Regions from separate parts of the Mus musculus genome. Here region 1 is linked to region 2. A link is a loop called in an ENCODE intact Hi-C map of the cell type or tissue named here. Cell type or tissue: heart. All regions are shown on one strand. Each heading gives the region's core, and the rest is flanking DNA. Links, peaks and the distances in the headings are about the cores only. Region 1 overlaps Slco2a1 (solute carrier organic anion transporter family, member 2a1). Region 2 overlaps Slco2a1 (solute carrier organic anion transporter family, member 2a1).

The links. Hi-C counts contacts between places; a loop is a spot of excess contacts. Peaks named below come from ENCODE experiments on the same cell type or tissue, not always from the same donor. Only the 100,000 strongest peaks of a DNase experiment are listed, where the experiment ranks them.
Region 1: a loop joins it to region 2, with 2.2 times the contacts of the local background. A loop is called at or near these places in 4 of 42 quality-filtered maps.

The regions. Positions count from the first base shown.
Region 1 is chr9:103,073,897-103,079,270 of GRCm38, reverse strand. It overlaps Slco2a1 (solute carrier organic anion transporter family, member 2a1), which reads right to left. Exons shown (of 14, transcript NM_033314.4): 9 at 4,706-4,895; 10 at 2,182-2,347. Among named protein-coding and RNA genes, the nearest start is that of Rab6b, 35 kb to the left of the region's middle. In heart, for the core only: no CTCF peak of the experiment used is centred there; DNase peaks (open chromatin) are centred at 630 and 2,210; H3K27ac peaks cover 598 bases.
Region 2 is chr9:103,010,384-103,015,757 of GRCm38, reverse strand. All of the region lies in intron 1 of Slco2a1 (solute carrier organic anion transporter family, member 2a1), which reads right to left. Among named protein-coding and RNA genes, the nearest start is that of Slco2a1, 4.6 kb to the right of the region's middle. In heart, for the core only: a CTCF peak has its summit at 2,195 (motif pointing left); no DNase peak of the experiment used is centred there.

The DNA.
Region 1 (5,374 bases), core at 255-5,254, 63 kb before region 2:
GTCCTGGCTCTTTCACTTTGGGGACATTAGAAATGGTCTTCACGGTCTGGAGAGATGGCTCGGCGGTTAAGAGCACTGACTGCTCTTCCAGAGGTTCTGAGTTCAATTCCCAGCAACCATATGGTGGCTCACAACCATCTGTAATGAGACCTGATGCCCTCTTCTGGTGTGTCTGAAGAGAGTGACAGTGCACTCACATGCATAAAATAAATAAACAAATCTTTAAAATAAAAAAAAGAAAGAAATGGTCTTCACCAAGAGTCCAGCATGGGATGAACTCCTGCAGTCTTCCAACATCTGAATGCCCAAGATCCCATCACCAGGCAAAGCACCCTCATCAGCTCAGCGCCTGGAACCTGGGAGCTCTCCTCCCGGTCCAGCCCGCTCTAGTGGTTGCGCAAGTTGTTATGGGAGAAGGTATGTTCCGGGAGTAGAGGAAACAATAACAGAGTCTCTTGAATGCTCTGTAGCACTCCCCACTGAAGAGGTGTACTTTGACCTAAGAAGAGCCCCCAGAGGAGGACCCTGCCTCATCATAATTCTATGTGGCTCAACACTGCTGTTCGACTCATTTGGCGGCCACCGTTCATCTGGTCATCTTTGCCTTCCCTCCTTGCAGTGGCTGATGGCCCAGCCTATGATGACGTTGGTGTCAGAGCTGTTATGGGGCTGAGCCAACTAATGAGCTAGAGGAGGCCTCCCTCTGTCAGTCAGTGGGACTGTGGCCCTCAAGCTCAGAAGTTCCTAACACACGATATTGCCGTAACCTCCCGCAATCTGGATCTTAAAATACTAAGACTTTATCCCCCTTATAATTTATTATTTTTTCCCTTGCTATCATGGTAATGGATTTTGTCTTGATGTACTTGTGCTGTTATTGGAAGCTTGTCAAGATTATTTCTGGAAGTAGATGAGTCAGCGGAGAGTAAATAAAGATAAGAAAACCACAGAAGCCACCACTCTTCCAGTTAAGAGGCAAACTAAGGGGCCATCTTGTCTTAGCTCCTCACCCTTCTCTACCTGAGAGCCAAGGGCCTTTGCCCATAGTGACAGACAGGGGAAGCTTTTTTCTGTGACCTCGCAAGAGGTGGTAAGTGGGGGCTAGCCTGGCCCATGGCCAACACACATGGCCGACACACAGGTGCATTCTTCCTATGGGGGCATCCTATAGTAATGACATAGACGTTCCATTGTTCTCATCAGAGGGAGTTAAGAGGGGAAATAATCTCCCTCCTAAGTCTGGCTTGCCTGGCCCTGCCCAGCTCTGGACCTGTTGATCCCTTGTCCCGATAGCTGTGACACTTGTCGCTTAGCGCCGACCAGGCCTTTCCTCAGCTTCTCTGGTGCACTGGCACCTGTGCTTCCCTCGAGTGCAATGGGCTTCCAGGTTTCCATAGGATTCTTCTGGTCTTTGCTCAAGGGTAAGTCACCTCAGGAAGTCCCTCAGCATTTATCGTGTGCATTTATCGGACTGGATGTAAACTGTGAGACCAGGGCTTTTGGTTGACATGGTGGCTGCACACATGGATTTCTGACTAAGAGACAAACCTGGAGGAGGCATTTGCTGTTTCCTGATCCCAGAAGGCCTGGGGTCACTGTCCTCACATATTGTCAGACAAGTCCCCATAGGTCTAGGTCTAAGAAGGAGACACATGGCCTTGAAGACCAGGTGAAGAGAGATTTTGTTTCTAATCCTAGATTTGAACTTAATTTCATGGCTTCAGGCCAACTCTGTGGCACTCCTGGGAGAGGAGGGCTTGAAACGACTGCTGCTCCCAGCACTGGCCTCTAAGGTCCAAGTCACAGGGGACCCTCTGCTCTCAGGCCATGTGACTCTGTAATATGGCCTGAACCCAGAACCCAGAACCCAGAAGTTCCCCCCTGCCACAGGGAGCCATTAGTATCAGTCACAAGTTTCCGCTGAGAGCGACTGCTCGGACTTGTTTCTGTTGTTTTGCCAAGTTCCCAAGAATGAACTCGTTGGTCTCCAGCCAATCTTTAACTGACTTTGGGCTGTGGGCATCTGGTCATGACCCCGGGGCAGAGAAGGATGAGAGATGGTGGAGGGGGCTAAGACGCTGATACTGACGGCCAAGGAACGGTTTTTGAGGTGACACACTGAGCCCCAAAGCTCCATGTGGTTCTGTCGACCCCTGTGACCCCCTTCGTCGTTGTCCTTACTGGTTGCTTAGAAGCTGCTGAGCTCACGTTGAGGCTGCTGCAGCCAGCATGGCAGGGGGAGAGGTACTCGACTCCATTGTCTCCGCAGACAGGGTGGAAGACGGAATCTGGGCACAGGCAGTCCCTGCGGCAGGCGGGAGGCTGCGGATGTATAGAACTTGGTGTGCTGCCAGGCGAGACAGGAAGAGAAGAGAATCAAACAAAGCAAGACCAAGAAACAGCACCACACTCCAGCCCAGCACGAGGTCCTGGCCTGGCTGATGTGCCTGCATACCCCCGTTTGTCTTAGGCCAGTGCTGTCCCAGAATCTGAACGGAGCCGGTGGGAGCCGGCTGTGAGTCTGCCATGGTTTGGACATCATGGCCCTCTCCATTCTCCTGACCCTGGGAACCCAAACCCACCCATTACTCAGTTGTAAAGGTCTAGCCAGAAAACACCCATGCCACTGTCAGAGTTAAAATGACTGACAGCCTGAAGCTCTGTTGAAGGAAGTGGTCTACGCTACAGTGAAGTCATTAGAAACATTTGCCTTCTCTTATGGCCCAGCTAGGTGCTGGCTGAGACCTTTGGAGGCCACTGAGGTTTTTATAGACTGTTCATCTCCTGAAACAAATGGATTCACTGATCTGGGTCTGTCCATTCGCCTTCCTATCCTGGGCCAGAACTTCATCGAAGTGGATTTCGATGGCTGTTCTTACTGATCTTCTTTGGGGAAGTTCTGATGGCTGAGTAGTGCATTGATAAACAGTAGCAGTGGATGTTGGCATTTATGGGACATCACAATGGAAGGGCCTTTTTGTTTACGGATAACTTCCTCATAGCAACAAAGAGTGTCATATCTAGAACTCAGGCCAGGCAGGTGACAGAGGTGGGACCAAACTCCCACTGAAAACCACCTCAAGGACCCCAAGCTTTCAGGTTTCTCTGGGTCCCCAGCTTCTCTGGGTCCCCAGTCAGCCTGCAGAACGGTGGTGAGTTTCTCACTCCCTCACTCGAGGCAATGTTCCCCTCTTTTGTTCTGCTTTCCTCTGTCATCTGTCAGCTACAGAGGAGGTCATATCACACTATGTTTTTGCCTGATGCTGTTGGTGTATTTGGAGATGTTGCTCTCCACGAGAAAGAGACTATGCTGGGGTTAAAAGGTTCTGAGTCTCCAAATCTTGCAAATGTTTTGGGCAAAGTCCTCAAGAAAAAGTTTCAACGACAGCGGGGACAGCACACCTGAAAGCTCTAGAACAAAAAGAAGCAAATACACCCAAGAGGAGTAGACGGCAGGAAATAATCAAACTCAGGGCTGAAATCAACCAAATGGAAACAAAAAGAACTATTCAAAGAATCAACAACACCAGGAGCTGGTTCTTTGAGAAAAATCAACAAGATAGATAAACCCTTAACCAGACTAACCACAGGGCACAGAGACAGTATCCAAATTAATAAAATCAGAAATGAAAAAGGAGACATGGAAATCAAAAAAATCATCAGATCCTACTACAAAAGCTTATATTCAACAAAATTGGAAAATCTGGATGAAATGGACAATTTTCTAGGTGCCAAAGTTAAAACAGGATCAGATAAACCATCTAAACAGTCCCATAACCCCTAAAGAAATAGCAGTCATTAATAGTCTCCCAACCAAAATAGCCCAGGACCAGATAGATTTAGTGGAGAATGCTATCAGACTGTCAAAGAAGACCCAAGACCAATACTCTTCAAACTATTCCACAAAATAGAAACAGAAAGAACACTACCCAATTCATTCTGTGAAGCCACAATTACTCTTATACCTAAACCACATGAAGACCAAACAAAGAAAGAGAACTTCAGACCAATTTCCCTTATGAACACCCTCACAGAAACAAGGGGAGGGGGGACGGGATAGGGGTTTCCAGGAGGGGGTGAAACTAGGAAAGGGGATAACATTTGAAATATAAATAAAGAAAATATGTTTTCCTTTCAAAAAAAGAAAACGTTTCAAGGTGGTTACCTGGGGTGGGTTTGTGGGGGAGGGGGGAGGAGGTGGGGAGTGGCATGTTCCTTGCTCATGGGGTTGTAACACTCTTTCTGAAGATAAAGCTTGCCCTACGCTTACGTCTCACGCTGCTTTAAGCAAGCAGACTGGTCCTTTGACCTGCCCCTGCCTCTGCAGCCCTTGTTTTTTACAGTGTGTCGCCATTTTAATTGTTCATCTCTAAACCTTTTCAAGTCTCTTCTCCTCTTTCTTCGACATCTCAGTGAGACTCTAGCTCTAGCTGGTTCAGAGCTGGCATTAACCATTGCTTATTTCCTGGCTTCTATGGCTTAGGCTCATCCAGACACTAAGCCGGCTAGCTTCTGTGGCTTCTTACAAAACCAAACCCTAAGCCCAACCCCACTGGCTGGCTAATCTCATCTCATAATAGAACACACTATTTGAGACCTGGCTTCCTGTGTCACCATGTGAGACATCAGATCAAATGAGCAGGACGGAGGAGGTAAAAGGCAGAGAAGAGAGACATACAGTGGCTGGATTCCGGCTGTCCATTACCTGGGAGGGTAGACCTCAGCCACGGCGGGTGTGGAACATCCCATAAAGAAGAGAGGGGCACATAGGATTATGGAGATGGTCATGATGGTGGCAGCTACTCGGGGGATGGTTTGCAGAGGGAAAACAAAACGCTTCATGAGGATTCCTCCAAACAGCATCCCCAAGGCCGCAGCTGGAAGGTTCACAGCACCTAGGTGAGAAGGAGAGGGGCTGGATGCACAGCCTGGGAGCCTTGAGCTGAACCACAGGGAAGGAGCACAGCTTCGTAAAGAAACGATGGGTGACTACCGAATATCACTAACTGTTGGGTGATTGCTGGGTACATCCCGAGAATTTACTTTAGTAGAGGGTTGGCTAGCCTGATCAAAAAGCAAAGAGGCAGTCAACTTCTGACACCTATAACCCAGCGCTTGGGAAGTGGAGACAGGGGGATCAGGAATTCCAGGTGATCCTCAGCTACCTAGCAAGTTCAGAGTCAGCCTGGGCTATTCTAGGACTTGTTTCGAAGAAACAAATTGAAAACAAGAAGACAATGACAACAATAAGGAAGTAGATCGTTCTTGGGTGGCGATGCCCTGATCCGACACTGAAGGCTGGAGAAATGATAGCATCCCTAAAGGCTACACAGGACTTCAGCGCAAACAGGGAAGTCACCCCAGATCTCATGCC
Region 2 (5,374 bases), core at 103-5,102:
CTGTCTCAAACAATGTGAATGTTGAGGACCAACACCTAAGGTCCTTTGACTACTGTGTGCTCACATGTGAGCAGGTGTATACACACACACACACACACACACACACACACACACACACACACACACACAGACCAATAATTGGAATTCATCAAAATTAAGTATTTTCTCTATAAAACCATTTTAAATGATTAAAAAAAATAAAAAACCAACCTACAGATTCAAAGACAAAATCTGCAGACCAAATAACCCAACAAAGGACTTATAACTGGAGTGCCCAGTGAGCTCTTAAAGCTACACAACATTAAAGGAAAACGACAACATGAAGGGGCGATGATCACATGAAAAGAAGCTCAATCTTCCTCTCTCCAGCCACAAGGACAACATGAACGAGACACAAAGAGGTGGTGCCGCATGTCTATTAGAATTTTTACAAAAAAAGAGTGGTAATGTCAAAAGCTGACCAACTGCTAAGCAGCTGACACCCGTGTAAGGTGAGACGACCCTTCCAGGAAAGAGTTAGGAAGATCCTTTTTAAAAAAGTATCATTGTTCAGGGCTGGTGAGGTGGCTCAGTGGGTAAGAGCACTGACTGCTCTTCCGAAGGAAGGTCCTGAGTTCAAATCTCTGCAACCACCCATAATGAGACCTGACACCCTCTTCTGGTGTGTCTGAAGTCAGCTACAGTGTACTTATTTATAATAATAAATAAATCTTTTTTTAAAAAAAAAGTATCATTGTTCAACAACCACACCACCCAGCAACACTCCACGGCATTCACCCTAGAGAAATTACGAGCTATGTCCACACAGAAGCCTGTACGTCACCACTCTTGTGGATTTATCTGAACTAGTCCCAAGTGGGAAATGAGCCAAACGTTCTTCCATAAGTGAACATGTGTAAACGAAGCACAGCACATCCACACCTTGGCGTAGTACTCAGCCGTTAAAGGAACCAGCACCTGATCTGTGTCACAGCTTAGACGGACTGGAACGCAAATACGTTATTCTGCATGAAGACGGCTGGTTTTTCAAAAGGTCGCCTGTTACATGCTTCCCTGTATGTAACAGCCTTGAAATAATACAATCCTGGAGATGGACACTAGACAGTGCTGGGGGTTAGGGACAGTGGTCAGAGGATGAGACTCTCAACGAGCAGGCACAAGGCACTTCTCTGCGGTGGGTGGTGAAACACACCTGTATCCTCAGATGGGTGGTGTCTGCACAAATCTACCTGTGATAAAGCAGTACAGGACCGGACTGTACGTGCACGAGATAGCAGTGGTGATTTCCTGCTTTTTTGATATCCTTCGTCATTACTGTTGTCATATAGCATGGAACCCTGAGGGTGAGTGGGTGTAGGATACACAGGACCTCTAAGACCAGCTTTGTTGAGAATCTGTTATCGTTTCAAACTGAAAACCATTTTCTAAAAGACTCTAAACAAATAAAGCTGTGCCTGGAACTAAGCAACACAAGTGACTTTCTCATGGGGCCACTGTGAGAGAGCCCCCAGTGATGGTGACCCATGTAGAGCATGAAGAAGGGCAAACTCATACACCCCATTTCTTCATTTCTTCACAGCATTCCTTGAGAAAACCATCTCTAGAGAGTCTAAAAATAATAAACAGAGAGCAATCCTCTATCCCCTATCCTCTATCTACACAGCGCTGAGTCTCCCTATCCTTGCCTTCTTGGTACCTCCCTCCCCATCCTTGGGATTGGGCACATAGTAGACACTGTGCACCCAGTGTCTCTACAGACAAAAAGGTGGTTACAACCAATTCAAGGGTGGGAAGGGGAGAACGAGGAGGGTCAGAGACCTCTAACTTTCCCCTACAAACACCGTTTGTCTCAAATTACATGCTGAGACAAGAGAAGATAGGAGAAGCGTGCCCTCATCCCAACAGCCCAGGCTGGGTCTCCTAGCTTGGAAAAAGAGAAAGTCCTGTCACAATCAGGACAGATGAAAGGGACTCTGCACCCTCAGAAATGTTAACTTGCTCTCATTTGTTCTGTGTTGGGAGATGAAAAGCTATAGAGGGCTTAGAACATCATCCCAGAGAGGAATCCCAGTATTCTAATACCAGAGAACTCATTAGTCCTCATCCTTCCTTCCCTGCCTTCTGATAAACTTGCCAAGCCAGCCTCCTGAGAACAGATCACTGTTCTGAAGTCTATGGAAATGCGCCCCCTGGAGGGAGGTGGGCGAGCCACCGTTAGCTCTTCTCTGATTCAGGGAGTCCAGTGGGAGTGTTTTCCTGGGGATGGATTAGATTGTTGGCATGCTGCCCTGGATTTTGGAAACTAAGAAGTGGCACTCAAGATGCCTCACTAGGGCTGAGGGGGTCAAAGGCCTCAGAAGAACCTCGACTTAGCTCCACGATGGTGTTTCACTTTAGGGAGCTTCAGATTAGTCTGAGGCTGCCAGGAGAAGTCAGGAGCAGAGCCTACCTCCTCCCAGGGTCTCCGAGGGAACCTGCTTTTAATTTAGAGTCCTGGGCCTGTACTAGACTAATTGACAGTGATGTTTGAGCAGGTTCTGAGATTCCTAAGAATCTTCTTGCAAACCAAACCTCAAGAGATGTCTCCTGGGGGCTGGAGAGATGGCTCCATGGTTAAGAGCACTGACTGCTCTTCCAGAGGTCCTGAGTTCAATTTTCAGCAACCACATGGTGGCTCACAACCATCTGTAATGGGATCCAATGCCCTCTTCTGGTGTGTCTGAAGAGAGCAATGGTGTACTCATATAGACAAAATAAATAAATCTTGAGAGAGAGAGGTCTCCTGCAGGAGGAGATATATAAATCTTCACCCCACAGGGCCTGGGAGGTGACTCAGTGGTAGAATGCTCTCTTATATGGCTCATGGCTTGGGATTCAACAGCACCACAAAATAAACCAGAAGCAAAACACTTCCCAACCTATAAAGTGCTTGCCGCATGCGCAGGAGGATCCCGGTTCTAGCCTTAGTACCTGTGTAAGAATGACATTACCCAGACACAGAGTGGGTTTGACCCTAGCAGTAGGTAGAGACAGGGGAGCCCTAGGGATCCATGGCTAGGGATCCATGGCTTAGTTGACCATAGTCAGTGAGCTTCAGGCCATTTAAAACCCTTTCTCAAAGGAGATGGAAGCTGTCCCTAAGGCTGATACTGTAGATTGTCCTCTGGCCTCCACATAGCTGCACATCAACTTGTTACACACACACACACACACACACACACACACACACACACACACACACACACACACAGGCTATGTAAAAATTCCCCTGGCTGCATGGTGGTGCCTCACACCTTTAATTCCAGCACCGTTTCATGTAATAATAATAATAATGATGATAATAATAATAATAATAATAAATAGGTGCAAGGCTCTTTCATGGAGCCTTGTGAAGAGAGAAGAGGCAGGAGTGGGTCAGCATTGGGGATTCATGTCTGGGTCCCCTCTGTACCCACTTCTGAATGTCTTCTGGTCCTGGAGAAAGTACTGTTAAGTGATGGCTGTGTTGTCGCCAGTTATAGAGCCAGCGTAGACGATAGTGCTCATGAGGACAGTACTTTGTGCCATAGCTGTTCCTGCTTCTCCCTGCCTCCCTTCCTGGTCCATGAAGAATTGATTGCCTTACCAGTGAGGTTGGTAATGTTATCCTCTGCTAGAGTTGTAAAGCAGATGGGATGTGCGTGCAAGATCCTCAAGGTCTGTACATTCATAGAGCTCAATTACTGTTAGCTATTATTTGTTATTATTATGGACATTGTGATTAATATTATTAACTGTCATTGATAACTAATAACTGCATCATGGAACTAATGGGACAATGGTTTCTTTTTTCTCTCTTCCTTCCTTCCTTCCTTTCTTCCTTTCTCTCTCTCTCTCTCTCTCTCTCTCTCTCTCTCTCTCTCTTTTTCTTTCTTTCTTTCACAGGTCTCATGTAGCCCAGGCTGTCTCCAGCTTACTCTATAGCCAGTGATAACTTAAGCTTCTAGTTCTCCTGCCTTTATCTCCTGGATGCTAAGATTACAAGACCACCACACCCAGTTTTTTTCTAATTTTTATTTTGAGTTTTTAAAATCTATCTTTTAATCATTTTTAAAGATTTTTAACAACTTTTGTCCAATATTATAGTTTGATCATGTTTTTTCTCCCCCTACTCCTCCCAGGTCCTCTCCACCTCACCAACCACTCAACTTTATGCTTTCTCTCTCTCTTTCAAACAAAACAAAACAAAACAGCACTCATCTATGACCATACCACCCTGAATGCACCCAATCTCGTCTGATCTTGGAAGCTAAGTAGGGTAAGGCTTGGTTACTACTGGGAGACCAGAGGGTGCTGTAGGCTTTAAAATAAATAAATAAATAAATAAATAAATAAATAAATCTCACAAAAATCAAAACAAAACAAAACAATAAGCTAAAAATGCCCAAGCTAAACAAAAAGCCCACAACAAACAAACAAACAAACAAACAAACAAAAATGGGTTTTGTTTTATCTTGGCCAGCTACCCCGGGGATACGGGTCTGCTCTGAAGTGTGGTTTGATATTCACAGGGACACTCCACTGAAGAAAACGGATGTTTGCCTTTGTTGGTAAGTATCAATTACAAATAGCATCTTGGTTAGAGGTGGGACTCACTCTCCCACCTCAGTACCCTCCTATCTGGCTTGACCTGTGCAGGCTCACAGTGTGGTGTCAAGGATGGAGACCAGGGCGTCATTCAGAGCTGGTCTAACATTGAAACCGGAGCTCCTGGACAACATCGAATGCGATGCCTTGTTTACAGAAGTGGGGCTCACCCTGGGGAGGCCCAGTTTAACTCTTACCCTAGGGCATTCTTACTGAGGTGCATGGTGGGAACTATTCATGACACCCACTCTTTCAGAAAAGGACCCCAGAGGGCCAAGAAAGGTGAGCCATGTGTCTGTCCTGAGTGACCCAGGAAGTGAGTGTGGCCGGGCTGGGCCGTGGATCTGTATTCTCAGACTCTACTCCTCCCTCAGATCATGTGGCACATGGGTTTATAGCAACATCCGCTCTTGACAGTCCATCCCAGTGACAAAGATGCCAGCAAAGTGACAAGCTATTGGGCTGGATGTCCCTTGTCACCTGCCCCACTTGTGTCACTTGTGTCACCTTTCCCTTGCTGGGAAGGTATAAGGTAATCACCCAGCCTGTTATCAAGAGGAGAAAATCTCCCTTCGAATAGCAAAGGCCCAGGCATAGAGTCACCAGCAAGAAAAAGCTTAGCTAGGATCTCCACTCAGGTGTGCCTAGGGTCTCCAGGACGAACCTGGCTAAGGTGGGGGCTCTCCAAATTGCCTGTCATCTGATGCTTATTATCCTCCAACCAAGGAAATGTTTTAACAGACTCAAA